Linked DNA regions of Mus musculus: all the other regions are linked to region 1. The links are chromatin loops, found by intact Hi-C in ENCODE. Cell type or tissue: left cerebral cortex. All regions are shown on one strand.

Region 1 (8,000 bases):
GCTTAGCTCTTTGTTTAAGTTTTGGGATAGAGGCTCTGAGTAGTTGGTGCAGGGGAGAGAAATTAGCAACCACTGCTCGTTCACAGCTGGGCAGCCAAGTGGACAGCCCTGAAAGACCCAAGCTGACAGGAGAGAAAGAGGCCCCTACCAGTCTTGGACCAACAGCTCTTAGAGAAGGACACTCCCTCACCCCAACCCCCAACTGCTCTGCATCTGCCTGGCCTCTGGCCAAAGATCTGTGCACACTGCAGCGTTGGTATGCTTTGGGTGAGGCTCGTGGTCATAGCAACAGGAATGGGAGAGACCCAGTTCCTGGGAGTAAGAACTGTGGCCAAGATACAGATTGGGCAGGCTAGGGGTAGGGAGGGGAAGTCAAGGTTAGTTTTGCCTGAAGAATGGAGCCCTTTACTGTTGTGGACAGAGCCACTTCAGCCAGGGGCTACTAATGGCTGTTCTCAAGTCTCTCCTTTCTCCAAGTAGGTGTGGCTCAGGCTGAGTTTGTTAAACTCTGGTGAACGTTTTCAACCCACTGACCTGCTGATTTTTAGAGAGAATTAAGCACTGACCTACTTGCTGGTGGCACACAATCACATTTAAATATGCATGCACCTATTTTTTCCACAAAGGAGTTTTTGTTTTTGTTTTGTTTTGTTTTTAGGAAAAAGAGATGTTCTGTGCACATGTGGCCTGTGATCAGAACCGAGGGCTCACACTGGAGGAGCTGAGTTCTAATCCCAGCATCGACTCTTCCCCTCTCCCCGAGGGACTTCTCTGTGCCCTATTTTCTTTATCTATGAAATGAAATGATGAGGTAAAAAGCGAGAGGACCGGCTCCAGCTCTGAGCTTCTATGTCTATAGACCATGGGATAAAGGATAAGGGCCGTTTCTATTGTTGAGTCTTCTGTGTTTCTGGCTCATATTTCTTTGAAGCCAGCAGGTATAGCTAACGATTAGAAAAGTCAACAGACTTCCTTTTCAACTTTTGATCTCTTTAAATTCTTTATTTCTTTTAGAGCCGTTTCGAGCTCACACACAGTTGAAAAGGGGCACGCACAGAGATTTTCCACACAACCCTCAGGCACCCCCCCATTATTGCCATCCTAACAGGAGTGGTTGATTTGTCACAACTGATAAATACATCGACAGACTGTGATCACACAAAGGCCATAGTGTACAGCAGGGCTCTGTCTTGGTGTTGTTCCGTTTATGGGTTCACAGAGAGTGAATTAAGCTACGAGTCTACCAGGGCTTAGGGGATAAGAATACTTGCAAGGTAAGCATGAGGCTCTGAGTTCAAATCCCCACCACCTACATAAAAAGCTGGGTGTAGTCACACGCTCTCCTAGAGCCCCAGTGTGGTGAGGTAGCAAAGACAGGACTTCTGGGGCTTGCTGGACACCAGCCAAGCTCCAGGTACAGAGAGACTTGACTCAAAGGAATGAGGCAGAGAATGATAGACAGCTGGGTACTCAACAGGATCCCCTGGCCTCTGCATGTAAGTGGGAACATGCAGTAACACACAGACATGCACACACAACACACACACTCACACAGCATAAAAACTTAAAAGAAAAAAAAAGATACCCATCCCCTTTAAGCTGCAGTCGCCCCTCCCCCCGCTTCCCCTAAGCCTCTGGCAATAGTGGATCTTTCCTGTCTCCTTGGTTTTGCCTTTCTCAGAACATCATGTGGCTGGAGTCACACACAGTGTGTGGCCTTCACGGACTGGCTCCAGATAAGTTTCTAGTTTATTGTTACTGTTTGCTTGTGGTGATATGGGGTCTCAAGGACCTGGGGCTTCTTCTCTAGCTCAGGTTGCCTATGAAGGCAGCAATCCTCCTGCTTCAGCATCACAAGTGCTGGAAGAGGAGCATGACCCAATTATCCCTACCTCCTTGTCTCTCTTGCAAGTGTTGCATCGAAACTCTCTGGTGGCCTTGTTTTGGTGGCAATTGTAACAACTTCCTCATCTCTTGTCACTCTTTATCTGCTTATCCCCCAAATATCCCAGGATTCCTTAAGGCCAATCTCTCCCTCTCCCTCTCCCTCTCCTTCTCCCTCTCCCTCTCCCTCTCCCTCTCCCTCTCCCTCTCCCTCTCCCTCTCCCTCTCCCTCTCCCTCTCCCTCTCCCTCTCCCTCTCCCTCTCCCTCTCCCTCTCCGTCTCCCTCTCCCTCTCCCTCTCCCTCTCCCTCTCCCTCTCCCTTTCCCTCTCCTCCCCTGCCCCCTTTCCTCCCCTCCCCCTCTCCTGCTCCCTCTCCCCTCTGCCTTCCCCTCCCCCTCTCCTTCCCTCCCCCACCTCCTCTTTATCTCCCTAGATTATTTTCCTTTTCCCAACTGGTCTCTCACAGAAATCTAAGCTGCCAGGCCCTACATCTTCTCCCTCAGTGACTATCACCACAGGCCCAACAATTATTTATCATTTGGGTTTTTTTTTTAATCTCACCCCCAACTGTGCAAAAGAATCAGGCTGGAGATTTTAAAAGAAACAGAAAAATCAAACAAATGGCCCACACCTGCCTGGTTCAAGGGTCTTGGGTAGGACCTGGGCATTTGCTCTTTTTAGATCCCTGGATATTCTAATGTACAGTCACTTGGGAAGCCATGGTTAAAGGAGAATCAATGTCCTGTTACAGGTTGTAGGACATCCTTGGCTGTGACAGTAAAGGTCACGTTCTTGTGTGCTGATGCAGTTGCCTTGTTGAGGCATGGCTCTAGCTGTGACATCACTCCCTGAAAGATGGTCCTGTGAGCCCCAATTCCTGGAATTTCGGATTTTGTGTTATCCTCTCCCCTTAAGCCTGGGCTGCGCCTAATGACTCAGACCTAACCAGGAGCGTGTGTCAGAGTTGATGGGAGGGTACTTCCAAGCTTTTATGTCCTGTTTCTTTTGCTTGGCTTCTGGGTCCCTTCCCCAGCCCTTGCAGCATTCTTGCTCTAAGGGACAATGGCTAACAGTGATGGATGGCTCAGTGACAGGGAAGTGAGGTAGTGATGTCCTAAAGCCTGCTGACTTCCCGGTGAGTGAGCTGGAATTCACACGAGCTGCCCTCTGGTACAGCCCTGCATGACTAAGGCCCCAAACCTATGCAGACTGCAACCTCTGTCAGAGGTCTCCAGCTAAACCACACCTAGATTCCTGGCTCATAGGAGCCAGAAGATAGAGAAATGCTGTTAATTTTGAAGCATTCAGTTTTGGGGTTTGTTATAGTTTAAGCCTGTAATATCCCCCGCCATGCCCACTCCCCCCACCTCCGGGCTCCTATGTTGAACACTTGGCCCACAGCTGTTGGAGGAATCTTTAGAACCTTTGAAAACTACAATCCAGCTGGAGGACGGGGCAGGGGGGACCGGCCTGGAGCATTGCAGCTCAGTCCTGTCTTAGGCCTGTCCACCTCTGTACCTCATCCAAGATTATCTGCTACCTTGAGTCTCTGCCATGCCTTCCTGTGGAGATGGACTGTCCTCTGAAGATGGGCCAAAATAAACCTCCCCTCCTTTAAGGTGTGTCTTTAAGGTCGGATACTTTGTCACAGCCACAAGAAAAGTAACTAAAGTCACAGCAAAAATAACTTTATAATTCTTAAGAAAAAAACAAAAACAGAAACAAAAAACCAAAACAAAACCCTAGCTTCTTAAAATGAAGCACCTTCCTCTTGGAAAGGACAGACTAAATGTTGAGTTTAAGCTGTGGTAAGGTCTGAGAGAATGTTCTTGGGGATGGCTGCTATAGAGGCAGTGCCCAAGTTGTTGGGGGGTGGGGGGTGGGGAGAAGAAAGGGCAGATAATCAAGAAATAGCACCTTGTTGGCGAGGCCATTGCTTCTCTAAAGTGGATTTGTATAGAGAGGTCCCAGGAGAACCTCGTTAAGATGTTGATAATTTCAAACAGAAGCCTGTCGGGGCAGTGGTGGGGGCGTGGCGTATTCTGCAAGCTCCTAGTTGGTGTTACCGTTGTTCCTGTGAGGACCACGTGTAAGAGGCTAAGGCGTTAAACTGTATTTTTTGTCTCTTTCTGTGCGTGTTCCCCTTTAAATGTCTGCAGGAACACTGAGGGCGAGGCCTCCCAAGGGCATCAGCTGCCTTTGGGGAGTTTAGGAAGTGGAGCAGCGCCCTCTTGAGGCCATAAGGCAGAGGTGCTGGGAAGGAGGTCCACCAAAGGTCTGCGGAATCAAGCCAGGTAGCCATTTCCTAAGCCAAAGGATCGTCTCAGCTCGTTTTCTTAAACGGGCCTCATCATAGAAAGACATGAATCTTGGGAAACAGCTTCAGAAAAATCTTTGCGAGCTTTTGATGCTGCCTGGTGGTGGTGGTGACTTTTTTCTCCATTTCTTACAAATCAGTAGAATGTGTTTATTGCCATATAAATCTAATTTCCCCCTACACTAAATTTCTACCTTAGCAAGATGCAATTGATCTAAGCAGTGTGCTCATGGGGGTATGCCCTCCCTCGCTTGATGGGGACTACCTGCCTATCCCATCCCCCAAGTCCGAGATTCCATCTCCTCCCCACTTCTCCATCTCTCCTGGCTCCTCTGTCTTGACTTTGCCCATAGCCTAGCAGAACTCTCTTGCCTTTGGTCTCTGCTATGGGTGGTCCAAGGTCAAGCATGGTGAATGCAACATTCCAGACTTCCAAACACAACACTCTGGAGAGACCGTTCTCTTTCATAGACCTGTCTGTCCTCCTTTGGTTCAGTTCCATCTTCCTGGCTAGACACCATCCCTCACTGGACTCCCTCGCCGCCCGTGCTAGAGACCATGTTTTCTGCCTTCTGACTCAGTTCCACCCCCCTGGCCAGGCCACACCCTATTTGCTAGGCTCTGCTGCCTTAGCTAGATCACTCCCTTCCGGATATACCTCGCCTTCCAGGGCAGACCTGGTTAGACTCCTCCCTCCTGGATAGATACACAGGCACACAGTTAACCCCCACCTCTGGTTTTCTTCCCTACAGCTTCCTGGTGGAGGAGTTTGGCGGAGGCAGGGATTCAAAGCGATCCCTCAGGGTCGCGCTTCCCAGTTGTTTATGGGTCTCCTGAGAGCAACGGTTCTCACACTGGCCAGTTTCTCTAAAGAGGCAAGTGTTCTCCGAGCCCAACCTGATGACATAGATTTCGGGCCACCCCAGTTCTGCAGAATGCACGTCTCGAGGGAGAAGTCTGGAAATCTGCACTGCCACACTGTTCGCCACTCCGTTTACAGGCAGGCTTGAGAAGTGCAGCTGTGGCTAGCCTAGGACCCAGCCCAGACCCCCGTGGCCATTAGGGACGCCTCCAGTCCAGTCTCCCATCGGCACCCAGCTAACTGCTGCCTCTTTTCTCACTTAGAAGATTGAGGCCATCTGTTGCGAGCTTCCTGCATTTCCTGCCCCCATCCTTGACATTCTCCACATTTCCCAGTTTGCCTCCTTCTCCTTTCTTAGAAAATAAACATCTTCCCATGGCTGGATTTCTACCCTCCTTGACCATCTCCTCTGAAACGATGACCCCCCCTCCCCCTTTGATTCTTTCTCTGTACATTTTGGTCTTTTTCTCACCAATGGATTTTTCTTTTTCTCTTTTTTTCAATTAAAAAAAATTGCCTTATGTCTTTTTCTAAATCACAAAACATCTCTCAGTAAGTTGGCTTCTCCCTCAAGCTGCCAGCTCTCCTCCCACTTCCTTCATGAGAGCATCTCATCTCTGCATGGGTCTCAGCCTAGCACTTCCCCTTTCTGATCTCACAGGGTGCCGGGTCAATGCTGTGCAAAACCCCTGCCAAGAGCCTGATTCAGTGCCCTGAGCCACTAAGCTAGAAATCGGACTTGCAATGCTGAAGACTAGATTCCAGGTTTGTCCTCAGACTGGTTACCTCATGAGTTTTGCTTTCTCAGACATTGCTGCTCAGATCCAAGGCCACATCCTTAGAACCTCCTTACAAGCACACGGCACTTAACCACCATCTGTGTATCTGTCAGCTTTCCATTACCATCACAGAGCACCCGAGCTGATGAATTTATAACAAGCAAAAGGTTACGTTGGTCCATGATTTCAGTCCATCGTCACTTGGTTTTGCTGAACTTGAGCATGTGGCTGATGAAGCTGCCGGTCTCCTAGTGACCAGGAAGCAAAAACCAAACCAAACCAAACCAAACCAGCAACCACCTAAAATCTAATAACCTCATGCAACAGCTTAACTGCCTATCAGGATCCACCTCTTAAAGATTTCACCACTTTCAATTATTAACTCAAGCTGGAGACCAAGCTTCCAATACAGCAGCCTTTTGGGTGACACACAGCTAAGCCACAGCAACGTGAAAACCTAAAGGAAGCCTAAAGAGAATGGATAAAGTGACTGTTGCACATGGTCATGAGAGATGCTGAGCTCTACGAGAGGGTTTCTTTGCACAGACTTTGTGTAAGGACTACCAGGAGCTAAGGGACATGGAGACGGAATCCCCTTGTGGACTGGGCCCAAACTTGGTGCGTCCCAATCTGTATCTGCTAGCCTTGGCAGACGGTTTTTATTTATTGACCAAGCCAGCTCAGTCAGTCAACCGGGTCTCAAGGGAGGGAGTGGGGATTGAAAAGAAAAAGACAATTAGACAACATTATAACATGACTCCAATCAGACAACATTATAACTTGATTCCAATTAGACAACATTATAGCATGACTCCAACCAGTGCTAAGGCTAAAGCGGGTTTATTTTTCTCCAGCCTGCTTTTATATCATTCTAAGTACATGCAAAGAATAAGATCAGCTATAGGTTGAGGAACAAACAAAGCAATAAACAAAGTCTCACGATCACTGTTTCAAGGGGCTTATCAGGATCATCAAGATATGTGAGCCCACATCTATGTCCTGTCCCAATGTCAAATTCCTGCCAAGTTTCTAGAAGCAGCCCAATAGCTCTCCTTTCTTTCTCTCTCTCTCTTCCTTCCTTCCTTCTTTCCTTCCTTCCTTCCTTCCTTCCTTCCTTCCTTCCTTCCTTCCTTCCTTCCGTCCGTCCTCCCTCCCTCCCTCCCTCCCTCTTTCTTTCTTTCTTTCTTTCTTTCTTTCTTTCTTTCTTTCTTTCTTTCTTTCTTTCTTTCTTTCTTTCTTTCTTTCTTTCTTTTCCAGAGACTGAGTCTCACTGTGTAGACTGGCTGGGCCTGGTGCTTGTGAGTCAGCCTGGCCTTGAACCCATAGAGATCCACCTGCTTCAGCCTCCCAAGGGCAAGGGCCAGCACACCTAGCTTAGCGATCAGCAGTTCTTGAAGGGGAGATGGACTCTCTGTGCTGCTCACTCACCATGCCTGAGGCTTGGCTGCCTTTCCCACATTCTGCCTGATGATGAGCGAGTGTCTTTGAGGCATGTAGGACACAGAATGAGAAATGAACTCATTGAACATCAATGAAGGAAATCCACATTCACAGAGACTCCTTGCTTATTCCAATCAGAACTGCAAATAGAAGACAGGACGGCCCAGGGCCTTGATCTTACCCGTGATGGTTCATACTTTCTTCCAGATGAGCTTCTTTTATAGTTCTCTCACTATGATCTATAGGGTGCGGCTGAGAGAATTCTTTATGATAAAGACCCTTTAATTGAAGTCAGATTCTAGGATGAGAATAAGCAGAAAGGAAGATTGTCTGATTGATAATTCAATTATAATGTGGTGGGTTCAGACTAGACCGTTGGGACCAGGCAGACCCAGGAGTCTCTTCTGTCATTTCACAGGCATCCTGTGGAACCTCTGGTTAATGAAGAACAGGTCAAAGAGAAGCCTAAGAGAAGAAGAACTTTGGCTTTGGAGGGTAGCTGAAAAATATCACTAAATAACCGCCTCAAAAGAATTATGGTTCTTCTGGTGCCCGTAGCATCACTTCACTTGGGAAAGGCAGCACAGAGCCATTGTCAGGCTCTTACCCCCATCTCCAATCTCTATGGGCATCTCTATGAATTTAAACACCAAGTTGCATTCAGTATACTTTATGGCTTGTTCTTTTTTGTGTCTGTGGTGTCTAACACAATTCTTAC
Region 2 (8,000 bases), 510 kb before region 1:
GGTGCCAGGCCTCGGGAGGTCAAAGGTGAAGGCAATCGTTTGCTCCATCTTCACAGGTGTGTGCAGTGACGGTGCTGCGGGACTCATGGAAAGGGCACATTTGGAGCTTTGGGTGGAGGCAGGAGACTGGCCACAGGAAGCAGCCTTGCACCCGACATTGGCTCACCCTGGTCATACACAGTCACATACCGGGTAAATCAACAACCTCTCCAGTGAGCCACGAGCGCTTCCCACACCCCCACGTTCATCCCACTCCTGTCTAAGGCAGACTCTGGAATCTCAGGGGGCTGGCTTAAGAGCCTGCTTAAAAAAAAAGTCTGAAAGAACCCCTGGGGAGGTGGGGTGCTGCTGCATCTCAGCAGGGTGGCCAGCACCCCACTTTTCCTAACTTCATGGTTCACTTTATCATAGATTCGAATCGACACTTTGCGCCTTCCATGCTCTCGAGCACATAGAAAGCCCTTCCGTTCTTTTTTTTACGATTCTGAACTCTTTCTCTAGATCAAACTCAGAAGCCAGGGTGGGGCCCCCGGAAGTCCCAGGTAATGCTTGATCTCAGGAGTTAGAGGTCAAAGGAGGCAACACAGCGAGACCCAACTCAGATATATGGACAAATAAATACTTGAGTCCAGACTCAGGACCCAGCAGATGGTGTGAGGATGTAGAGGATCGAGGGGAGACAAAACAGACTCCCACTGGCCAGTGATCCGTGGACACCTGTTGGGTACCTTCCCTTGGAGTTTGACTTGTGATCTATTGGATGGGGTGCAGTTCCAAGAACAGCCGACAGAGGACGTCAGCATCCAGGGTCACAGCAGCAGCCCCACCACAAGTGACAATGCTGGCTTCCTCAATGCCCAGTTCTCTTTTAGAAAAAGAAAAAGCGACAGCCGACATGTCCCAGAGAGAGACGACATCACTCTTGCAGTAACTACCTTTTTGTTATTTTTATTTTTTGAAACAAACACGCTCTCATTGTTGCGGTCCAGGATGACCTTAAATTGACCTTGCTGATTCAGTTGGCCTGAGGGAGGGAGGTCACACCATCACTGTTCCAGGGCATCTGGATGCTCCTCGGGTGACGAATGTGTGGTCACAGATAGACAGAGAATCACCAACCTTGGAGGAAAGGACTTGGGAAGGAAGGCCAGAGCTACAGACAGGCGCTCTGTGGGCCCCACACTGATCATTGATTAGGGCCTCCCAGGTCATCCAATCAGAAAGCAGGGTGGGTGGGGCCAGGTTTGGGAAGAAGAGTTAAACTGTCAGTCAGGCTCCCCTGAAGAGGCCAGACACCGAGGACATGGGAGTGAGGCCTGCCTGATGGAGATTGCGTTCGATTCTTTGGATGTGAACCAGCCTCATTTTGTCCGGGTGCCCCACTCTGTAGGGTCCTGGTAGTCAGGTGTTCTTTCACAGTGACAAGTGGTGGCGGGGAAGGAGACAGGTGTCTTTTAGTCCCCCACCTCCACTCCCACTCCCCCCAAGGCCTCCTCCGTAGCTGGTTGTGGTGGCACGCACCTTTGATCCCAGCACTCTAGAGGTGGAGAGAGAGAGAGAGAGAGAGAGAGAGAGAGAGAGAGAGAGAGAGAGACCTCCATGACTTCCCAAAGACAGGAGAGTAAGCTTATGCAGCTGCTTTCTGCAGGCAAGAAATGGCCCTGTGTTGGCCTCCTGCCACAGAGTAACCCCGAGTGAGGACGCCTCTTTCAGGTCCTCTGAGGGAAGGCCGGGGTGAGGCCCACACAGCAGCTTCTCAGAGTTCGAGGCTGGTTGGCCACCCCTTTGCAAGGCAGCCAGCCTACTTGGGATTTTCACAGCCATTGTCCCTGACTGCTACAGCTGATCAGATGAGGACTTGTCATGTGGTGGGACGGCCCCAGAGTCCCTGGCTGTGCTGCTGCCAAGAGGGACCTGCAGATGGTGCCTTTGGATTTGGACTTGAGATATTTTTACTTAGTCTACTTCTTGTTTTGCTTCGTAAGAACCTGCTCGACCCCACTGCCTCCGCCAGCCTCCTGTCTCTCCTGCCACTGCCTCCGCCAGCCTCCTGTCTCTCCTGCCACTGCCTCTGCCAGCCTCCTGTCTCTCCTGCCACTGCTCGGCACTCTCCTCATTCCTTCCTGGCACATCGCGCCCCAGTCTCCATGCTTCTATCCTTCCCTTACACCCCGGACACAGGATCCGTGCCTGGCACAGGTAGCAAACATCTGCATTTCCTTTCTCAAGGCTGAGCTGGTTTTCATACTCACCTCCAGATCTGCTGTCCCTCCAGCTGTACAAGGGCCTCCCTGGCACCACACTGTCCTGTGCTCGTTCCTAAACCAGTCCTTGCCACCAGCTGGCTCTTTGCAAATAACCACCCACATCACTGAACCAAACGGAACTTCTCCACCGTCCTTTCTATCACCACTGACCTCCGTGCTCCCCTATTTTCTTCCCAGGTCCCCACCTCAGGGAATCAGTCGCCCACTCTCCTTCCCACCGACTCTGCAAAGTTCTCCCTCCCTCTCCTCTTTAGCAGCTGAAAGCCCTTTCTCTCTTGCCTTAGTAACAATTCTCTCCTCTCTGGTTCTCTTGTATCTGCCCCCTTTAGTCCCCAAAGACTCCCCAGTCCCCTGCACCCCTCCCCCTCAGATGACAGTCTAATCTCTCCTTTTCTTGTCAAACTCTCCCGCTTCATTTCTTCACCTCCATCCCCTCCCGGCTCCTGGTGTCAGCCTCTACCCTGGGAGGCTGGCACAAGGACCACACACACTGCCCCCCTTTCCTCGGGCAGTTTCTCTGAACTCCACTCCTCCCTCCTCCCCACCCCGCCCCCGCTGCTCCGTTACCAGGTCTTTACTCTTTCTAGGTCTTCTCCCTCCCCCACTTTCTGTTTCTCCCTTCCTCCTCTTTGACCCTTCCTTCTTCCTCTTCCTTCTCTTCCCTCCTTTTCAACTCTCTCCACATCGGCTTTTAACTAGTTCGCCTGCATGACTCACTCCCGGCTGTGGCTCTCAAGAGCTCCCTAGGTTTCCGTTGCGCCACCTAGAGGACTTTCTGTGAACAGCCATCCCCTTTCTTGTTACACCGCCAAGTTTTCATGGGGATCACCCTCCTGATGACAACTTTCCTGGGGACCACCTTCTGGGTGGTGGCTTCCTCTTGAGGATCACTTTCCTGGGCCCCAGTTCCCAGAGACCACCTCCTGTTTCCACCCTCCTGGGATCCACCTCCTGTGGACCAGTGCTAGGAACATGACCTGGGTCCGTTCTTCTGAGGATCAAGGCCCAGGAACCTTCTCTTAATAGAAAGACTATTAAGGATAAGGGTTGGTGATATACCAATGTGATAGTTTCAGGGACTGGGAGAGGTGACTCTTCTGCCCACCTTTTATGGTCTTTCCAGGCAGTGAGGGACATCTGGCTCATTTGCTACATGAATAGCTTGTGGCCTGACATGGGGACTGGGTGCAGGCTGGCCAGGAAGAAGAGACCCTGGTCTCTTAGCAGGACAAGCTTCTAGGTTTGCTCAGCTCATTCAGTGACCTAGTGGGGCCACTATCAGTGCCTTACCTGGGGATCTGCTGGGGAAGAAAAGAGGAGGAAGGGCGACTAGCAGCACAGGCTAGGTTCCTGAGCTAGCCCCAGAGTAGCTGGATCTGCCTGCACATAAGGCCACTGTCTGGACTCCCGTGAGCCAGGCTGACATGTTCTCATTTGTGTCAGAGCTGGTCTGGTTTGGATTTTCCTCAGTTGCTAACCAAGGCTCATTTAGGAACCTCTGACAAGACAGGACGTGCAATCTCGTGATCCATCAACCTAGGTCCTCCGTAGGCTTCTTCGGCTTATCACAGCCTCATCTCTCCCAGGCCCCAAATTACACCACTGATGTGTTGACTTAGCCCTCTTGTGTTTTTCAGCCACGCAGCGATGAGTTTGAGCTTGCCCTTGCTCCTCTGAGCACTGCCCCATTCCAACTTCAGTCCCTCTTGCCTAAGCCAATGGCTGTCAATTTAACTGGACGTACGATCAACCAGAAGGCAAGCTGCTGGGGGTGGGATCCACAGTGAGATTTCCTTGATTGCTTGAAGTGGAAAGGCTCACCCTAACTGCAGGTAGCGCCTTCTGATGGCCGCACACAGATAGGACATGGAAGGACAGCCATCCTCCTGCCTTAGATCCCTGCATAGCTGAGATCGCACCTGGCTGAAAACTAGGTCTCTAGAGAAGAGAGAGGGGAAAATTCTCTCCCCACTGTTTGAACAAAGTTCCATACATTACATCACCAGCTCTGACTGAAGGACATGTGGGTGTCAGGAGACAGGGAGGCCCAAAGTTTCAGGCGGATGGGAGAGCCATGGTAGTATTCTGGAGGACCCAGCTGTCCGAGTGAGTACCAAGGTTGAACCCCGCCACAGTTGCTGAGAACATTTCTTCAGAAGGATAAGGAGCGGGTGGGGTGGGGTCACCTCACTGTACTGACACAGAGAGTGTGAGAACAGGCTGGGGAAGAGGCTAGACATTATGGAAGAGCTGGTGGTGTCACCAGATCTCAGAGAGCTCTTCCAGTCAAAGCAATGCCCCAAAGTCGAAGGTTAGCATAGAATCTGCGTTAGCATTGTCCTGAGTCCCTGTGGTCCACATCTGCAGATATAAGCAGCAGTGGATGGAAAAACATGTATTAAAGCCGGGCAGTGATGGCACACACCTTTAATCCCAGCACTCAGGAGGCAGAGGCAGGCGGATTTCTGAGTTTGAGGCCAGCCTGGTCTACAGAGTGAGTTCCAGGACAGCCAGGGCTATACAGAGAAACCCTGTCTCAGAAAAAAAAATTGAAAAAAAAATTGTGTGAAGATATAGTGGATGATTTCCCTGTCATTAGTCCTTAAACAATGTAACTAAACAACCATTCCCACAGCAGCTGCTACTTTGTATTCCGAGCAGGTAGAGGGGCCTCCTACTGAGATTTCAACTTGATGAAATTGACTCCCACAGGTTGTCCTCTGACCTCTGTGTGCACACACATTAAATAAATGAAAACATAGAAATTATGGGAAGAGGTGCTCAAGGTCCATGCAAACATGATACTGTTTAGATAATAATGAAAACTGTCGCACCTATTCTCGACCAGCAAGAACGACATGACCATCAGTCCTTCTAACAGCAGTTTATTCAGCAAACTTCCGTCTTCATCTCTCTCGCTTCAATTTTATCTCTCTCAACTTTATCTCTCTCTTTAACCCGGGCCTCTCACTCTTATATACTCTCAGCCCTCATTCACTCACGGCAGGCCATGTCACCTCACCAGGCATGCAGCTTCAGCCAATCAGGGCAGCAGGGGCATGTCTCCACCAAATATGGACTTGTTTAAACCGCCAGCATCATGGTGCACCTGTGCAGCTCTCACGATGGTCGTGGCTTATTTTCAGGTGTATGAGGAAGTCAGGTGCAAGTCATAAGACTTAGCTGCAGTCCTGGGCGCCAACTTGGGACTGCTGCCACACCCGCTCCTCACAGAAAACTACTGTTAGCATATGAGTATTTCCCTGCATGTGTATCTGTGCGTCAATGCATGCTTGGTGCCTTTGGAGGTCAGATAAGGATGCTAGATGAGGTTCTCTGACACCCCCCCCCTTGGACTAGACTTACATTTGGTTGTTGAGGTACCATGTGGATGCTGGGAATTGAACCCGGGTCTTCTGAAAGAGCAGCTAGTGTTCTTAACCAATCATTCCTGTCTGTCTCTATGATAGCATTTTGTAGAGAAGCCTTGATCATCTTCCCAGTGATACAGAGAGATGTCTGCGGAGAGAGGGCAAAATCCTGGACAGTGTCCAGCTTCTGGAATTGTGGCCGGTAGACCTTCCCAAGCTCCAGAACCTGGAATGTTTAACCTGGCTGCCTGAAATCCTGGATCAGCAGGTCTGAAATGGGATTTCCAACAAGCAACCGAGGGACTTGTCTTACAATGTCTGGATGAGGGTGTGGAAGGCAGAGACACATTTCTTTCTTTCTTTCTTTCTTTCTTTCTTTAAACATTCTCTGCCCCCACCCCCACCCCTGCTCCCTTGGGCCCATTGGTCTTTTAAATGTGTTTCTCATTATGGATGGTTGTGAGCCACCCTGTGGTTGCTGGGATTTGAACTCATGACCTTCGGAAGAGCAGTCAGTGCTCTTAACCACTGAGCCATCTCACCAGCTCCAAAGACACACTTCTGATGTTCCATCTTGACATAGCAGGTGTGAGCCATCACTGCAGAGCTTTAAAAAAAAACATCTGTCGAATGGCACTTGTGATGCATCAGGAGAATGGGGGCCTCACCAGCCACCTGGGGTAGGAGGGCACACCACACCACATCTGCCTCCAGAGTTGACCGGAGCCATGTGTCCTCGTTTTATGCAGTCACTGTCCTTTTGGTGGGCACACATCCTCCAGTCATAGACACCTGACCCCGTGCACGTGCTGGGCTGTGTGTGCGATAGGCAGTTTCACCCTCACAAGGCAGATCCTGTCACTTTCCTCCACCCCTGCTCTGACAGGAAAGGGTTTTATTCCTCCTCAGCTCACTGGACTGGCAACCTAAGACTTGCACTCTGCAGGGTGAGCAAACTGGATGGAAAGTAAGATAACTGCCTTTGGGTTTCGCTGCTTCTTTCTTTGTTTGGTTTTGCTTTTTTTTGAGACAGGGTCTCTATATACAGCACTAACTGTTCTGGAATTCTCTACGTAGACCAGGCTGGTCCTGAACTCACAGAGAGCTGCTACCTCTCTCTGCCTAGCCAGTAGTACAATTAGAGCCACGGAAGCAATATCCGGGGCTGCATTCAGTTTTCATTGCTTGTTTTATCCCCCTTCCCATTTCCCTGACGCCCCTAACTTTTTCATGCATAGTAGGACTACCATTTATGTGAGAGAGTTGTGTGGTGTCTTTGTGGGAAGGCGGGGCTAATGAGCAGCTATACATTCCCCACCCCACTCATCTGAGAGCCTGGGGTCCAGCCCTCACCATGTTGTCAATTCCTGTGAGAGGCAGGCAGGACTCAGGACAGCCCACAGTCAAAGCCAGGCAGGTCACTTCCCTATTTGGCTCCAGCTTCCTTCCCCTGAAAGAAGCGACTGCTGTGTTCCTTATTTAGGACACTGACTTTGGCAGCTTTGGCTTGGAGAGCACTGGTTTGTTGTTGTTAACGAGCAACCTTCAATTATAGGTTTAAAATAAACCCAGCGGTTCTCCCTGCTCACCCCTCCCTCCCCCGCCTCCTTGGGAGCGGGCAGGCAGCCGCTGGGCGTGGCAAACGTCAGGAACCCTAGAGCGGATGGACAGAGAATGTCCCCCATAGGCGCTGGCATTTGAACACTTGGCAGTTTGGGGAGGTTTAGGAGGTAGGACTTCGCTGGAGGAAGTATGTCATTGGGGGCAGGCTTCCCTGCTTCAAGCTTGTGGTTCAGGATGCGAGCTCTCAGCTGCTAAGCCTGCTGAGTGCTTCCACCTTTCTGCCACGATGAACTCCGCATCCTTCTGGAATCGTTAGCCCAAATCAACTTTTCTTTTTCACCCACGAGTTTACCTTGGTCATGGTGTTTTATCAGAGCCGCAGACAAGTAACGAATGCAAGCCTGGAACAAGCACGATGAAGCTATTGCCTACTAGGTCTGCCAGCAACTGAGGCACGAGTGCAGCTCAGAGCGTCACTCTTGAGTCTTTGTCCCTCCCGATTTTATACTCCTCCACCCCAAAGGCTGACATCATCTGGCTCTGGAGTTCCTCCCCACAGCTTCTGAGGTAAAGACTCAGTTCCTTGCACATTATGCTACTGGAAGATAGAGGGATTTATTTTTAAGGGGCAGGGCCAGTAGGAGGAAGTGAGATTGTTGGACTGTGCCCTTCAAGAGGCCCTAGGGAGGCTGGTTCTGCCTTCTATCTCGTTGCTTCCTGGTTGCTGTGAGATAAGCAGCTTCCACGGTTACAGTTGGCAGTGAGACTACTGACCGTGGCTGGAAGCCTCCGAAGCTAT
Region 3 (8,000 bases), 51 kb before region 1:
AGCACCCACATGGTGGCTAACAACTGTCTGTAAGTATAGCTCTAGGAAATCTTGACTCCCTATTCTGGTTTCCCTGGGCATCAGGCATACCCATAGGATACAGATATGCAGGCAAAACATTCACACACATAAAATAAACGTAAGTAAATATAAATTTATTTTTATATAATAATAATAATAATAAATGTGTATATAATTTCAATTCATGAGCAATGAGCCTGGTGAGTCTGCCTCCTAGTCCTCTCTCCCCTTGTAGGGCTATAGAGCCACAGCTTACTCCAGCTTTGGGTCAGTGTGACATTAGGGTACAGGCCTTGTGGCATCCTTCCTTCTCACTGGCTAATTCCATGCTGACAGTGAAGGGAATCAGGAAAAAAACAAAACAAAACAAAACAAAAAACCCAAAAAACAAAACAACAAAACCTCTGCTGGTGCCTGCTTATCAACAGCAAGCTGGAATCACAGGGTCAGTGACATTCACTCCCCCTTTCTGTCTGGGGAAGGACAAGCAACAGGGTAGCCGGCTGTAGCAACAGAGGGTTGATATCTAACCTGGAGAAAAAAATTCCAGCTGGGCTTTCAGGCCTGAGGCTCCTAGGCTGGAGAGGTGAAAGGTTGGGGAGGAAGGGGCCTGGCTTTCTTGCAGAGGGCCTGCGTTACCTGAGGGTGTTTCTCTGCAGCCCTGGCCAGGTTATGGCTTCTTTGTGCAACGTGGTCTCCCAGGCCAGGACTGTAGGGTGGAACTCCAACACCCAACTAGGCAGTTCCCTCAAGGCCACTCCCAGGTAAGGGGCTGGAGATTCAGGCATTCAGAAAAGATGGCTGGCTGCCTAGGAACTGGTAAGACGGGTTTGTAGGCTGGCAGCTGCCAAGAGAGACCAGGAGGCCATGGTTAGGAGAAACGTTCAGAGTGGGCAGAAGGCAGTGTCTGTACCTGGAGTCCCCAGCTCTACATTGGTCACCTCCCGTGGGTATGCTGTGACTGGCAATCTCTTTGCTGATTGGGAATCAGCTAACCCCGAATAAAAGCTGAACCTCTGGGATTCTCCCAAGGCCCAGTTCTCCTATAAACACTTGATACCATCTGCAAAAAGGTTCAGACCCAAAATGTTTTCAAGCCAGGAGTATGGTTCAGAGGCTGTGCCCACGTGGTGGTGGTGGTTGTTTATGAAGGAATAATCTTTCCGTTGCTGAGGTACGGTCATCATGTCACTGTCCCCAGATGCTGTGTCTGTTGCATTCCTGGAAGCCAACTCTGTCCTTCAGCGTTGCCATAGCGCCTAACAGCCCTGCCTTCGCCAGCACACTTGAGGATTGACTCTTATTTGTTGATCTAAAATAATTTTTCGAAGAGAGATGAGGATTCCCCAGCCTGTTCTATTTATGGATTTTGCATCTGAGGAAATACCTGTTTTAGAACGTTTGTCTCACTTGCAAGATCCTAAATAAGATGGGCGTGGTGGCTCACGCCTGTAATCCTAGCACTTGGGAGACTGAGACTGGAGGAGAGAGAGTTCGAGGACAGCCTAGGCTACATAACAAGAAAAAAAAGAAAGAAAGAAAGAAAGAAAGCGTGACTGTTCCAGAGCAGCTTTTGGTTCTGGGGAAACAAGTTAATGTTTGTGAGAGACGCTCTAAATCAAATGCTCGAATGCCAGAATCTCCCGAGCAGCAGAGCTTTCCGGCTGCCTCCCTATCCCGTTTTCCCAGAACCTCTGCTGGGCAGAGCTGAGGCAGCTTGTTTGGGGGGTATCCCTCGCTCCACGCTTCCTTCCTCTACAGAGTTCAGCTGACCTGCGCCAGGCCAAACATTGTTAGCTCCTTCCTCGCTGGAGGAAAGTCCCTGTGGCCCATTTTCTGAGCAGTGCTTTTCCATCCTTTCGTAATCTCTCACTGTGACCTTGAGGGGCAGGGAGAGAAGGCTTTGGCCAGGGCGCCTTTCACGTGGAGCCCAAGGCCTGGTGTCTGTGTCCTGGTGTCATATACTAGCTGTGCCAACAGCCTACATCCTTCTGTGCTGGCACTGACCTGCATCCGGTGTGTGTGTGTGTGTGTGTGTGTGTGTGTGTGTGTGTGTGTGACTAGAGAAAGGCCCTGAAACGAGAGACAGAGTAAGAAAAAGCACAAAGAGTCAGTTGACTTTTCAATCCTAGAGGAGAGAGAGAGCAGGAAGAAGGAGGAGCAGGCGGAGAGTGACCCACACAGCCAGGTCACATGGCTGGTTCCTCTCTCTCTGCAGCCTTCATCTCCCCTCACCCTGGACAGGGTGGCAGAGACTTGCCAGCGTACCTCATCAGATGAAATGAAGGGGAAATCTGATTTGCCTCTAATTGGACTTACTGCAGGCAATTAGGGTTAAGCTGGCATGAGGGGGCTGCCAGAGAGGGGGATTTTCAGGGCTGCTTTATCACAGACCTGGGAAAGTCAGCCGGAGCTCAAAGTGGTTGTAAATCAGGATATTGACCTATAGTATCATCTTTAAATCAGACCATTTTGCCTGAAAATAACCAGTGTATGAACTGACACATTATATACATATATGTATATCATATACATTTATATATAATAGATTCCACTTGGCATACAGCTTGTGCTGTGTATATTCTAACTATACACTAATTATTGTTTATTCACTTGGAGGGTGAGATACACATACATTTATATATTGTGCACATAAACTGTATATAGGACTGGAGAGATAGCACAGTACAGAATACTTGATTAGCATATAAAAGGTCCTGAGTTCAAGTTCCACAATTGAAAAAAAGACCTCATGTATATGTATGTATGTGTATATAGATAGATAGATATAGATATAGATATGTAATCTGGTATATATTATATGATATAGAATATTTTTTAAAGATAGGGTTTCTTGCTGGGTGGTGATAGCACACACCTTTATCCCAGCACTGGGGAGGCAGAGGCAGGCGGATCTCTGAGTCCAGCCTGGTCTACAGAATTAGTTCCAGGACAGCCAGGGATACACAGAAAAACCCTGTCTCAACAAACAAACAAACAAACAAACAAACAAGATATGGTCTCTCATTAAACCCAGAGCTTACTGATTTAGCTGGGCTGGCTGGCCATCAGGCTTCAGGGATAAAAGCCTGTCTTCCCACTGTCACTGCGGTTAGAGGCATGTGCTCCCACGCTAAGTCTTTTACTCAGGTCGCGGTGCTTGTACAGTGATCACTTTACAGACTGAGCCATCCCCCAGTCCCAGGGCCACCACCTTCATTCAGCATCATACAAGTTCTCATTTGTTATCGGGACAGCAGTATGAATGCTTCAAATGCTGTATCCATGTGCGTGTGCGTGTGCGTGTGCGTGTGTGTGTGTGTGTGTGTGTGTGTGCGCGCGCGTGCACATGTGTCCAAGTAGCACCCGCAGCTCATAGCATTGTTCTTCTTAGGCCACCTAAATCTTCCCCTCCCCCAGGGACAGAGCCTGCCACCTGCTTTCGTTATAGCAACTGCCATTTCTGTTTCCATTTCTGGTGCCCAGTGACCTCGAAGAGAGCTGTTAAGGAGAAACATACAGACACATGGTCTTTATCAGCTGGTGGGAAGCTGCTTAGACACAATGTGGCCCCAGTGTTCCTGGCGACAAATGCAGCCTCCTCAGAGACAACATTTTCCTCTGGGTGTATTAAGAAGAACATATTTTCTACTATAGACCTTTTTATTTTGTTGGCACTCATCCACTCCAGCAGATGTTAATAGACCCGCTGTTCCGCATGTTCAGGGCAGGGCTGATTTTGTAACCTGGGTCCTTCATTGCTATTCTCCCTCAACAGGCCGACTGACTGACATAACTCCCAGGTGTGCAGACCTTCCTGAAGGAGTCAGAGACATGGGGGACATGGCCCCAACTCCTTTAATTCTGAAGAAGACTGTTATCCAGAGCCTGGTAGCATTTGTTCTGGGGTTACCTGCAAAGATCAAACCAACCAAACTTCTGCCGTTAGATGGGAGGGAAGAGGTACTCTGCCGGCCCCACCCTTACGAAGGAGAAGTTAGTATCTGCTAAAGGAGGAAGAATTTTTTTTTTTGAGGATGTAGCCATTAGCTACATAGGCTTTCTATGCTCCTGTGGATGGCTTCATGCCTGTGCACTACTGGACTTACTGGGTTGTCAAAAGACAAAAACAAAAATAAAAAAACAAACAATGTTGGGAGGACTTGTAGAAGAGATATGGGGGTGTGGTCATATTACATTGGAAACATGTATGAAATTCTCAAGAAAAAAAGAAAACCATGTGTGGATATATAATAGATCTAGTACTATATAGTACTATAAGTTAGAAAAAAAGAGAATTGTCCTATAACAAGTTCATTCCCCTGACAGCTACCCCTCCCACATGGTGACAACAGTAAGCTACAGACCTCTGACTAGGTAGGCTCCATCTTCCAGGGCCATACTGGGATGGTTTCCAATACCTGAATCTGGGAACACAGTCAAACTGTGGCAACACCGCCCTTCCGTCATTGGCTTCAAGACTCACCAGCAACGCCACCGATGGCTCCTAGTCTTTGGCTCTCAGCTGGCCAACGTTGCCACTTTGTGGCAGCTCAATCCTGTTACCTCCATTAGCAGTGAGTGCCCTTCTACCTGCTTCCCACGTGTTCACTCATCCCCTAACCTAGCTTATGGGTATTGAGCAATGTCACCTCTCATTTTTTGCTCTATTGCTAACACAGTTATCGGTCTATATTCACAGGGGATTGGCTCCATGAGTCCCAGGGATACTAAAATCTATAAGCACTCAAGTACCATGTCTAAAACATGGTGTACTCGCACAGACGCCACTCCTCTTCCTCCACTTAAACAATCTCTATGTTACATATAATATCGGTCACAATATGAATAGTTGTCATATTGTTTAAGGAGTCATGACAAATAAAACGTCACTACGTGTTCAGTGCATGCACAATTTTTTTTAAAAATATTTTTCAACGTAAGGTCAGCTGAATTCGCAGATATAATACCAATATACGTAGAGAGCAGACTTGTGTGTGTGTGTGTGTGTGTGTGTGTGTGTGTGTGTGTGTGTGTGTGTCCAGTCCTTGGCAACCTGTTTAGCAGTAGGAATAATACTGACACAAATATATAGAAAGGATCACTTAGGTTTCAAGCTTTCATGTAGCATATTGTCTGCTCAGTCATGTATAAGGCCATACTATACTCTTTCCCATTAGATGAATGCGGTTTAAGAGGAAAAGAAATGGCTTAAGGAGACAGAATGGGTGTTTGATGCCAGGGACCCACATGGTGGGAAGAGAAAACTGACCAGAGGAATGGAATCAAACTGGTTTCTCTGATAGGCTCTACGTCTGTCTTACAGATAACAAGCCATGGCCAACCGTAGTGTCTCTCTCTTTATGCTTCACCCTTCTGGTGTCCATGTTCTTTTCAAATGTCTCCTCAAATCTCTACCCCTCACCATTCTGTTTCCGCCATTCTAATGAGCATTTCTGGGTTGGGAAACCCAATGGTGGCTGTGTAATTTGTGAGGTGGTTTTCCTATATTTGTGTCTCACTAGATAGTGGTACTGGGGATTATGAGACCTTGTCAGCAAGGAGTGACACACGACACCAAGAAAAAGCACAGATAAATCTCAGTAGCCAAGTCTTCCGGTGGTCAGAATGCCCCTTTGTGGTTAAGCATCCTTGAAGCTAAGGCTAGGTTCTTTCTGCCATGTCGGAAGTTCAGGCCCTAGAGAACACTCCATGCTGCCAGATACTAACACTAATTAAGAGTCTACATCCTCAAAAGACTCCCAGCTTCATTATAACATCATTTGCGTGGTTGGTTTGACTCACAATTCCTTGTGAGCTTTTCAAGAGGATCGTGGGTCAGATATACCTTTCAGGGGAAATCTGATCCACCATGATTTTTTTTTGGGGGGGGGAGGTATATGTTATGGGATTTACCTTATAAATATTCACAAAAAGTCTTTAAAATGCAGAACACAAAATCTAGTAAGCTGCTATCCCCCACTCTGGAGTGCTCCTCCCCAGTATAGTATACCTTGCTCTGTACCTCCCTTGGCTAGATACGCTTCTTTGAGAAATGTCTCCAGCTCTTGGCTGAATTCTTTCCTTTGAGAAGATGAGATTCAGGGAGAAACCCTTTTTAGATTTGCTGTCAGTTGACTTCGGGATCCTTAGGATTGGTGAAACAAACAGGACAGTGGTTTTAGTGACTCCCTCCTCAACCGGGAGAGGACGCAGGCTCTTTTCCTATCACTTAAAGCATGTTCCAGGGCTCGGTCATCACCAGCTCCAAACTCACCTGCCCCTCTCTCTGAGTGGCTACCGCCCAGGCTTTCCCATCCTTGGATTGCCTGCCTTGATTTCTGCTTGACTCCAGCAGGGTTTTCTGTTACCCGAATCCCTGTTTCGCCTCTGGCCGATGGCCCCTACTGTCTCTTGGCTCCCTTGCTCTGTAATCTGTAGGTTGCATGTACCCATGGGCACTCAGGGAGTCTCCCAGACCCTGTCACATGGACCCAGCTGCCTCCGTGCTGAGGAGAGGTGCTCTAAAGGGACACACAGATCAGCTTTTTGACTCTGTGCCCTCGACTCCTTGTGAAAGCTCCCTAAACTTTATACAATCAGTCCAGAAAACAGAGATTCATTGTTTTGACCAACACAATGCCTAGAGGCTCAGAATTTTAACTGTCATACAGTTTTCCCTTGTGACCAGAAAGTGCAGTAGTGTCACGCTCACCAGGACAGAGCAGCTGGTCCTGAGAGTCAGTTGCTGAGTCTTTTTTTTTTTTTGACTCTTGTTAGCTTTCACCTTATTTTCTGTCCATTTGGCAGGGCTGGGGGGGGGGGAGGTGTCAGTATCACCCGTGGAAGTGTGAGGGGTTAGGCCCAGCTCACACATCTTATCTTTCTCTTTTTGCCTAGTCTCATACCTGGCTGAGCCTTGAAATTTCCAGTTTACCTGGGACAGGTCCAGGTGAGTGACAGAGCTTTAAGCTAGACCCAGGTCAGACTCTCTAAGCCTTTGCCTTCCAGATCCTTCCAGATGAAACCTGTTTGCATCAGTCCGATGAATGGAAATGGCCCTGTTGCTTTGTCTAAACCCAGGATTTGATCTATATCTTTGGTATAGATCTTGGGTCTTAGCTTGCTTAACACCCTCAGTTGGGGAAGGGGGGTGGGGCATGGCGGTAAGGTGTTATGTGTTCATTAGGGTAACTGAGTTCCCTTGGGAACTAAACACTTTATTACTGGATCACAGGTAACCTGGCTTTAAGGAACCAGGCTCCAGCTATCAGCAAACTCTGCCCCCACACAGTGTACCAAGTTGAAAGGCAAGCCAATCCATGCAGATTAGATTAACAACCTTACATAATACACCAGCTTGTTCACGGTGATTAATTACTGAATTCTCACTGTTACCCCAATCTTGGTGTACTAGTTCAAATTTCTTTCTTTCTTTCTTTCTTTTTTAAGTCTGCTGGTATTTATCTTCCTTTTTTCTGTAGTTGAAAGACTATGGTAGGAGCTCTTATTTTAACACTAAATGTGCATGGTGGCAACATGTTTTGCTGTGATGTGTGTAGTTGATTTGTGTGGGTTCCTTGTGAGTTTTTTTTAAGGTGTTATGGTTTGAACATATTAGGTCTTAGAGGAAAAGTACCTTAGTCGGCCCCGGCCAAAGCATGCCAAAAGGATCATATCACACAACAGATCTCACACATGAGACTTGGAGGTAGGGGGTATGAAAGACCATCTCAAAATGGGGACATGAGATATAGAGACAGACAGACAGACAGACTAGGAGACAGAAAAAGAGCAAGAGAGCCATCTGGAGGGGACCTTTTAAAGAATTGGCATTTAGTGATGACATAGTTTCTAGTTCTGAGTCCCTGAGGGCAGACTTTGGGAACACCTAGTTTCTCTTTCTTTCTTTCTTTCTTTCTTTCTTTCTTTCTTTCTTTCTTTCTTCCTTCCTTCCTTCCTTCCTTTCTTTCTTTCTT
Region 4 (8,000 bases), 580 kb before region 1:
TGCCTAGTATGTAAAGGCCTTGGGTTTGACTCTTAGCACCACAATAGGTAAAAGTCAGACCGTATCACATCCATGCCAGACTGACTGACTGGACTCCTAGGATACATGGTAGGCAAGTGCTCCACAAATGCACTGTGTGCCCAATTATTATAATCACCAGGAACAAACAGTTACAGTAGCCAACAGTACTATATATATATATACAGTGTAACACAGTCCATGATGAAATTATCCAGTCTCACCAGTGACTTAGTATAGGAGTTACCAAAACTTACTTTGTATTCCAGGCTGGCCTTGAACTTGGGATCCTTCTAAACCTCTTCTTCACAGGTAGCTGGGGCTACAGTACTGTACCACCAGCTCAGCTACACTTCTCTAGTTACCAATGAGTTTCAATATTTTTCCCCCTGCTGTGCTGGGAAGCCAGGAACAGACCCCAGAATCTTTTGTACGCCAGCCAAATGCTTTACTATTGAGCTACATTCCCAGCCCCATTTCTGTTCCATAAATGGTCTACAGTTAATAGTTTAGTTGTGGCTTTTCCTTTGTATATTTTTAAGTTCATTCATCTTATGACACTTCAGTAACTATTAACATTTACTGATTATTGAAAGAATCCAAATACAAGAAATTATGAGAAATATGAAAAGCACAAAGAAAGAAAAAAAATCAGTAAAAGCCAGGGCTCTAAGACAATATATCCTACAGAATCACAAAGCCTTTTTAAAAAACTACATGGCCTGGAAAGATGGCTCAGCCCATAAATTATTCTCATTCAAGTCTGAGAACTAAGTTCAGTCCTCAGCACCCACATAAAAAGGCAAACTCAGTGGCAAACATCTGTGATCCCAGCACTGGGGCAGATGAGAGAGAGAAGGGTGTCTGGAAGACATGAGCCAGTGGCTGGCTAAACAGTGAGCTTCAGGCTCAGTGATGTCAGGACTGGAACTGGATCCCAGCACACACATAAGAACCTGCTTAGATGTTGTGGATCCCTGTTTAGTTATTTATCTGTAACTCCAGCTCCAAGGGAGGGACTTGGTATCCACTTCTGCCTTCCCCACATGCGCACAGGTATGTGCACACACATGTGTATACACTCACACAGACACATCCACACACATAAAGAAAAGATGAAGTGGAGAACTGTTGAGGAAGACACCCGGCCTGTCCCCCTCTCCCCCCACACACACACTGGAACACAGACAAGCAGATAACACAGATTTACAGAATTCCTTACACACCTGATAGTTACTGCCGCCATTCCAGGTACAACCCTTGGTGAGTTTTCCAGTTGCATCGTCCAAGTACCAATCATCATCATCATCATAGTCGTCTTCCTCATCGGTCTCAGCGTCGCCCTTCACCTCTGCTGCAGCATTCTGGAGGCTTTTAAGTAGAACGCCGCCATCTTCTGCATGGATTGGCTGCAGTTCTTTGTTTTCACTAGGAACAAGAATGTTCTGGCATGTTTATCCATCCTCCAAAGGGAAAAACACACACATACACACCTTACGTTCCCCAATCTGCTCCGTCTTCTTAACATCAAGTTCTCTGTCTCCTCATCTGCAGCAATGCTTTATTCTCCACGTCCGTGTACCGTCAGTGGGTGTTGGCTTTGCTTTTGCCTTAAGTCAAGTTAGAATTTACACTATCATCTTGGGTAAATGAACTGACTCTGACTAGTGCACAAGACCAGACTCTAGTCAAATCATTCATACACCTACTTTCAGGGGTGTGTGTATCAAAATTTGCCTTTCCTTAACTCTCTGTAATACCAGGAGCCGTAGCAAGACACTCCTAAGACACAAATAACTCCAAATCACCTTTATTTATAAAAGGAAGCAGTGATGGAGAGGCCCAAGACTACACAGTGAAGTGGGCCAAGTATAGGACAACAAGGGGGGACTATCAAGAGAAGTGGTCTAGAGAGACAAAAGTACAGCCAAAGGGAGGAGAGGTTCACAAAAGATGCAGACCCTGTTGTTACTGATCTTCCTAGTTTTTCAAGAAGCTAAAACACTCAATATTTATGTAATTTTTTTCACATAATTGCCAGGTTCAATTTTTTTTAAAACATTGTACATTCCAAACAAAACATATTTACCACCAAATTCAATAAAATTCAATTCAGTGTTGCTAGCTTTGACCTTTCCTGCCTCTGTGTCCCAGGTGCTAAGATTAAAGATGTGTGTACCTCACCTGACCATAAAAAGAGCCATTTTTTTTTCTTCTAGTTCTGAGGACCCAGAGCCTTTCCCTCTCTAGGTAATCACTCTGCCACAGACCTAATCCCCAGCACCTCAGGCCGCCCCGCCTCTCCCACCCCCTTCCCCTTTGTTGTTTAGTCTTGTTTGAGACAGAGCTCCCTGTTGGGTCTGGCTGCCCTGAAGACACTATGAAGCTAGAGCTGACCTTGAAATCATCAATATCAGATGCTTCTGCTTCTAGAGTGCTGGGATTAAAGACGCTGTACCACCACACCTGGCCCCCAATGGGTCTTAAATAAGTTCAGTCGTCAACTCCAATTTATTAATTGGCTACAGCCCACAGGGCTTTAAATGCCCACGGGCATGAGTAGGAAGGAGACTATCATTTGATAGCTGCAGTTTACTAGGGCTTCATAAGTATCATACATAAATTACTCTTCACTTACAAATCTAATAATCTAGACAGGTATGTTAAAGGCACAACTATGTGAATGCTCTCAACTAGTCAATCCTCTGCTGTGAGGTTGTCTTATGCGGAACTACCTACCAGATACCACTAGTGTCTCAGCCCAGGTGTGACATATAAAAATGTCTCTGGATTGGTGCAATGGCAAAATCAGATCCAGCAGAGGACCATGGGTGCAGTCTCACAATATCCTGCGTGTATGGGGCCTGTGGGCAAAGTAAGCTTGTCCCTTCTTCCCACTTAAACGCTTCCGTAAGGATTTCTCTGAGATGATGTGCCCATTCCTCAGTGGAAGGCTGGAAATCTCCAACATCTCCGGCTAAGCCCTACTTACCCTCTATTTACCATATGTTATTGATCACTCATTTTTTTCCTTTGTACTATTCACCAATTTTAATTCAAATAATTTACCTCGTGTGAATATCTATCTCCCCTAGCAGAGGCCAACCCCTGTGGCAATCAAAACGGTAGTCACCAATATTTCCCTACCACTCGATCTGACACACAGAGTGGTCAATATATATACTTATCACAACCGCTCACAATTGATGAATAAAATCTTCCTGACTATAAGGTACGCAAAACTCTTTGTTGTTTCAAAATGGCTATGTGTAAATTCTCTTTTCTTTTGAACGGGAAGTTTTCCGTCACTGCTTGCTTTTGGACCTCACATCCAATTTCACCACAAAACCTCAACACTGCTACCTCGAAGTCGTTCTACGACAGCAGCTCTAGGAGCCATCCGGTTTGAAGCTGGTTATTTATTTATTTACTGATTCTCTGCTCCACTCCTCTCTACGAACATCTTCTACATGACTCACCAGTTCCTTTAATTCATAAATCAAATGACGGATGCTCTGTCGCTGCAAAAGCCCTCCTCTGGCCTGTAAGACCTGAACAGGATCTTAACTCCTCACAGTCACTTGGAAGGCTCGACCTGGCTGGCCTCCCTTTTTTGCCTCAATTCTCTCCGCTACGCTGTAGGTGCTAGCCTCTTGGTTTGCCCTCCTTTCCAAAAAGACAGTAGTGACTTGATTTGTCTTGTTCATCATACTCGCAGAGGTAAAACTTTTGCTCACTGTGTATGGAAGCCTGTATGAAGAAAAGAAAGGAAAAAAAAAAGGCCCACCTTCCTCAGTGGTCCCCAACTCTTGCTTCTCTGCTAAACGTCCCGGGACCCACTGACAGGTAGGTAGCTTTCACAAGCTGCTCACCCCGAGAAAAATCCAAAGCCGTCAGCTGTCAGCTCCCCGAGCCCAATGTGGAGCTGGCGGAATCGGAGGAGTCCCTGTGTCACCACCGGCCGCCTACCTGTCTGAGGAATCCGCGTCGTCAAATTGCCCGGGGACCACCGAAGCCATCCTGTCCAGACTGCAGTCCATGGCTAGGGGTGTGAGCCTTCGGCGCCCCTGAGGCCGCGATCGGAAGAGCCTGCTTCCCACCTAGAGGATCCAAACGCGTCTCCGCGATTCCCGCCCCTCAAATCCCTCGGCAACCGCCAGGCCCAAGAAGGCAACGACCAGGCGCCACCGGGGTGTCAGGATACAGGGTTTCGGCAAACGCGGCCACCAACAGGCCGGAAGTGCAACGCCGGAAGTATGCCACCAGCAGGGCCTCTCCAAACCCTAGTGCCCTCAGGGAGCATGCGCGTGACGGTGGCCGGGAAAGACCAATCCGCGATGTGAAGTGGGCGTGGTGCGTTGTTTGTAGCGTGGGATGTGTAGCTCTTGTTGCTCCCCAGCCTTTCGTTCTTGCTCCACCATGGCGTTTACGGTCATAGGAAGTCAGCCTGTTTTTTTTTTCCTCCGGCTGCTCCTGAAGACTTGCGTCCTCTGACCTTCTTCCTCTGGACCCAGGTGCGGTCCGGAGGACGTCACACTGGGGCGTTCGAGCGCCCTGCGACGCACCAGTTGGTGCCCTCGGTGGGGACGGTTGGAAGGTGTTCTCCCTCCCGCGGAGCCGGTGTGCCGGGAGGAAACCCGGAATCCTTAGCCTGAGTCACAGAAGCTCGATGGATCATGGAAGTGAGCACACTTTTGCTCTCTAGAAACGTTGGTGCGTTGTTTTGAGATGCAATGATACAAGTGGTTGGTTTTTGTTGTTTTTTTTTTTTTAAGTTGGGAAGTTCAAGGTTTTTTTTTGCGTTTGGCAGGAACTCTTGTGACACCTCTTTCTGCCTTTATTAAATGTTAAAATGTTAAGTATTATCTAGCGCGCGCTTGTGTATGCGTGCTCCGTGAGTGAAGTTCAGAGAATAACTTGAGGGCTTACTCCTTCCACCTTGGGCTCCGGGAACCGAACTCTGGTCGTCCGCGCTTTTTCCTGTTCAGCCATCTCACAAGCCCTCATTATCTTCAAACGGTTTTAACTCAAGCCGAGCGGTGGTGGCACACGCCTTTAATCCCATCCCTTGGGAGGCAGAGGCAGGCGGATCTCTTGAGTTTGAGGCCAACCTGTTGACAGGAGGGGCTACACAGAGAGACCCTGTTTCCTCGAAGAAGAAGAAAAAGAAAAGAAAAAAAAAAACAAACAAACAAACAATGGATTTAGGTAGAATGGCTAACCAAGCCTGGGTGGTGGTGGCTTGGTTCAGCACCTGGTTGGGCCAGTCACAACTACTATAATTCCGGTTCCAGAGGATCCTACACACACATGGCACGGGTATACTAAACAGGCACATACATTTTTTAAAGTGTAGTTGCAAGTCACAGGCCCATGGAAAAGAAACATTTTGCGTTTGGAAAGTGATTTAAGGCACTAACACATCCCTGTCATCGAACAGGTAGTGTTTATTTGCAGGACGGGAAAGGTGAGCCCAAGGTTGAGTCCTCCAGCAGCCCTGCCTAGCTTCCTTAGCCTACTTGGTTTTTTACAGTTTACCAAATGATGACATCGATTTGAAAACGTCTTCAGTAAATAAGTAATCTAACAAAGTCATCCAGGCAGACAGGTACTAAGGATAGACTGAGACAATCTGATAATATGCCACTAGAATGGGGGGTATTTTCAGCCTGTGTTTTAACTGTGTAGACCAGAGTTTCTTAACTAAAGATCATGGCCCCATAATGGGGTGGGGAGAGTCATGATAAATTCTCCACACCCAAAACTTGATTCATAATTTAAACGGTGGGGTGAATCTGACAAATTTCGGGCAATATTCACCCATGATAACTTCACACAGCTTTCACTGTTCTCACCACTATACCAACTCACAGCAGCAAACTGCCTGAAATACCTCTGTTCAGATTTGAAACTTATATGTTCCTGTTAGGGTCCAAGAATAGCTGAAGGAAGACCCCAGACTCAAATAGGATGCACAGGCAAGAAGAGTGTTTACTGAAGAAATTACCAGCATTCAGGGGCCAACCATTTATCAAAACGGCAACCACCTGAGGGGCTCATGGACCCCTTTAATGGAGGGCTAAGAGAATTTTCCAGAAGGATTAGGTAACCTCCAATAGGGGGGCAACGCAGTAACATTAGTACAATTCTGATTGGTTGTTAACCTAGTTTCATTGTAATTGCTGAGACCAAAGAATTTTGGAAACCAGCTCTGTTCTGGCCTTGTTATCTCCTCCAGCTAGGTGGCCTCCAGCAGTTCCAGACTTAGCCTCCCTAAGTCAGGGCCATCTGACTGAAGGCCCATTGTCAGCAACTCCTGGGGAACCCAGTGTGCCTCCCAGGAAATGAAAATTTTATTCCCAAGGCTTTGGACTTCTCATTATGAACTGCAGAGTTTTTTTTACTGTACATTGCAGTTTTCTGGTCTTACAGAAATAATCGTTTCATTACAGAAAGCAGACCTAATGTTTTCCTGGTTCCATTTCTCAGCAGATAAATATTAAAATAGTATATCTTTGGATGGTATTATGTCAGATAAACACATCTAATTAGTATGTAAATTTGCTTTCCTATTTAACAGGTAGTAAAATTATATGTATATCAAAAGAATTTTAAAATAAATTTCTGTATAATTTATTATCAGTAAGTGTTTTGTTTGTAATTCTACTTTATGTGCATGTAAACTTTACATAGTGAGTAGGAAAAGTTTTAAAAGCCATGAACTAATCTATCCCACTAGATGTAAAAAGAGAAGACTGTAAATAGGAAAATCAGGGGCTAGAGATGTGGGTGCAGCTGGGAAAGTGCATACTGCTCAGACAAAGGACTGGAGTCTGGTTCCCAGTGCTCAGGTCAGGTGACCCCCCTCTTCCTGTAACTCCAGCTCGGACACCACTGGGGACACCACTGGCTTCCCAGGACTCCTTGAATCACAAGCACAGACATGCACAGACATACAAATACATGCACATACATAATTACATCTAATAGGAAAATTAGGCCCAAGAAAGAAGAGAGCTGGCATGGAACAGGACTGGTGTGTGTGCAGGAAGTATTGAGAAACTCTAGACTCCTTGCTGGACAATTACAATGTGGATATGGAAAGTTAGTGACACCCTTGCAGCTTAAGACTGAACAGTAGACAGTGGTGACTTATGAGAGAGCAACGCAAATATACCATCACAGAGACTGTAAAGCTAGACAGTTGGTGCGCTGGCTTTTGCCAGCTTCATACACTATTTGAGTCACATGGGGAAAGGAAAGCTCGATCTGGGGGCTCTCCATCAAACTGCCCTGTGGGCATTTCTGTGGGGCAATTTCTTAATCATGTATTGTTGCTGGAGGGTCCAGCCCACTGTGGTCTGGGCCATTCCTGGGTTGATGGGCCTGGGTTGTTTTTAAAAAGGTAGATGAGCAAACCAATAAGCAGTGGTCTTTTCCAGTTCTACTTGAGTTTCTGCCGCGTTCCCTCAGTGATAAACTGTGAACCAGAAGTAGAAGCCACAACCCTTCCAAGTTGGTTTTGGTTATGTTTGTTTGTTATAGCAACAGGAAGCCAACTCTGGAAGGTTCGAGGAGAGGCACAGGCTCAGTCAGACGGCTGGGATGTTAGAAAGCATCCCTTTGTACGGAGTAGTACTGGGTAAATGATGTGGATGTAGGGTTTGAATGCCTCATGGACAAACAGAAGAATTTGGATTTTATGGCTACACCTACATATCCTATCTCCTGATGGATGTGTATAAGAATACAGATCAGGGGGCTGGAGCGATAGATAGCTCAGCCATTAAAAGCTAGGTGCACAACCAAAAATATAAGAATACAAATCAGGACTGGAGAGATGGCTCAGTGCTTAAGAGCATTGACTGCTCTGTCAGAGGTCCTAAGTTCAATTCCCAGCAACCACATGGTGGTTCACAGCCATCTGTAATGGGATCTGACGCCCTCTTCTGGAGTGTCTGAAGACAGCTACAGTGTACTCA

What was found. A loop is a pair of places that touch in the nucleus more often than their neighbours do. Peaks named below come from ENCODE experiments on the same cell type or tissue, not always from the same donor. Only the 100,000 strongest peaks of a DNase experiment are listed, where the experiment ranks them.
Region 2: it touches region 1 in a loop (2.5-fold over the local background); 13 of 42 quality-filtered maps call a loop at or near these places.
Region 3: a loop joins it to region 1, with 7 times the contacts of the local background. A loop is called at or near these places in 2 of 42 quality-filtered maps.
Region 4: a loop joins it to region 1, with 5 times the contacts of the local background. A loop is called at or near these places in 9 of 42 quality-filtered maps.

The regions. Positions count from the first base shown.
Region 1 is chr13:37,449,422-37,457,421 of GRCm38, reverse strand. No RefSeq gene overlaps it. Among named protein-coding and RNA genes, the nearest start is that of Gm4035, 18 kb to the right of the region's middle. In left cerebral cortex, CTCF peaks have their summits at 4,126 (motif pointing left) and 5,216; DNase peaks (open chromatin) are centred at 4,100, 4,841, 5,229, 5,734 and 1 more place; H3K4me3 peaks cover 1,191 bases; H3K27ac peaks cover 3,278 bases.
Region 2 is chr13:37,958,578-37,966,577 of GRCm38, reverse strand. It overlaps Gm52041 (a long non-coding RNA gene), which reads right to left and starts at 300. Exons shown (of 2, transcript XR_003950625.1): 1 at 1-300. In left cerebral cortex, CTCF peaks have their summits at 794 and 3,046 (motif pointing left); DNase peaks (open chromatin) are centred at 1,949, 2,270, 3,013 and 7,151; H3K4me3 peaks cover 529 bases.
Region 3 is chr13:37,500,125-37,508,124 of GRCm38, reverse strand. All of the region lies in intron 2 of Gm30863 (a long non-coding RNA gene), which reads left to right. Among named protein-coding and RNA genes, the nearest start is that of Gm29590, 4.5 kb to the left of the region's middle. In left cerebral cortex, no CTCF peak of the experiment used is centred here; no DNase peak of the experiment used is centred here.
Region 4 is chr13:38,033,519-38,041,518 of GRCm38, reverse strand. It overlaps Cage1 (cancer antigen 1), which reads left to right and starts at 4,582. Exons shown (of 13, transcript NM_027724.2): 1 at 4,582-4,700. Riok1 (RIO kinase 1) reads right to left here and starts at 4,530. Exons shown (of 17, transcript NM_024242.3): 1 at 3,988-4,530; 2 at 1,245-1,446. The coding sequence starts at 4,058. In left cerebral cortex, a CTCF peak has its summit at 4,240; a DNase peak (open chromatin) is centred at 4,336; H3K4me3 peaks cover 2,269 bases; H3K27ac peaks cover 1,205 bases.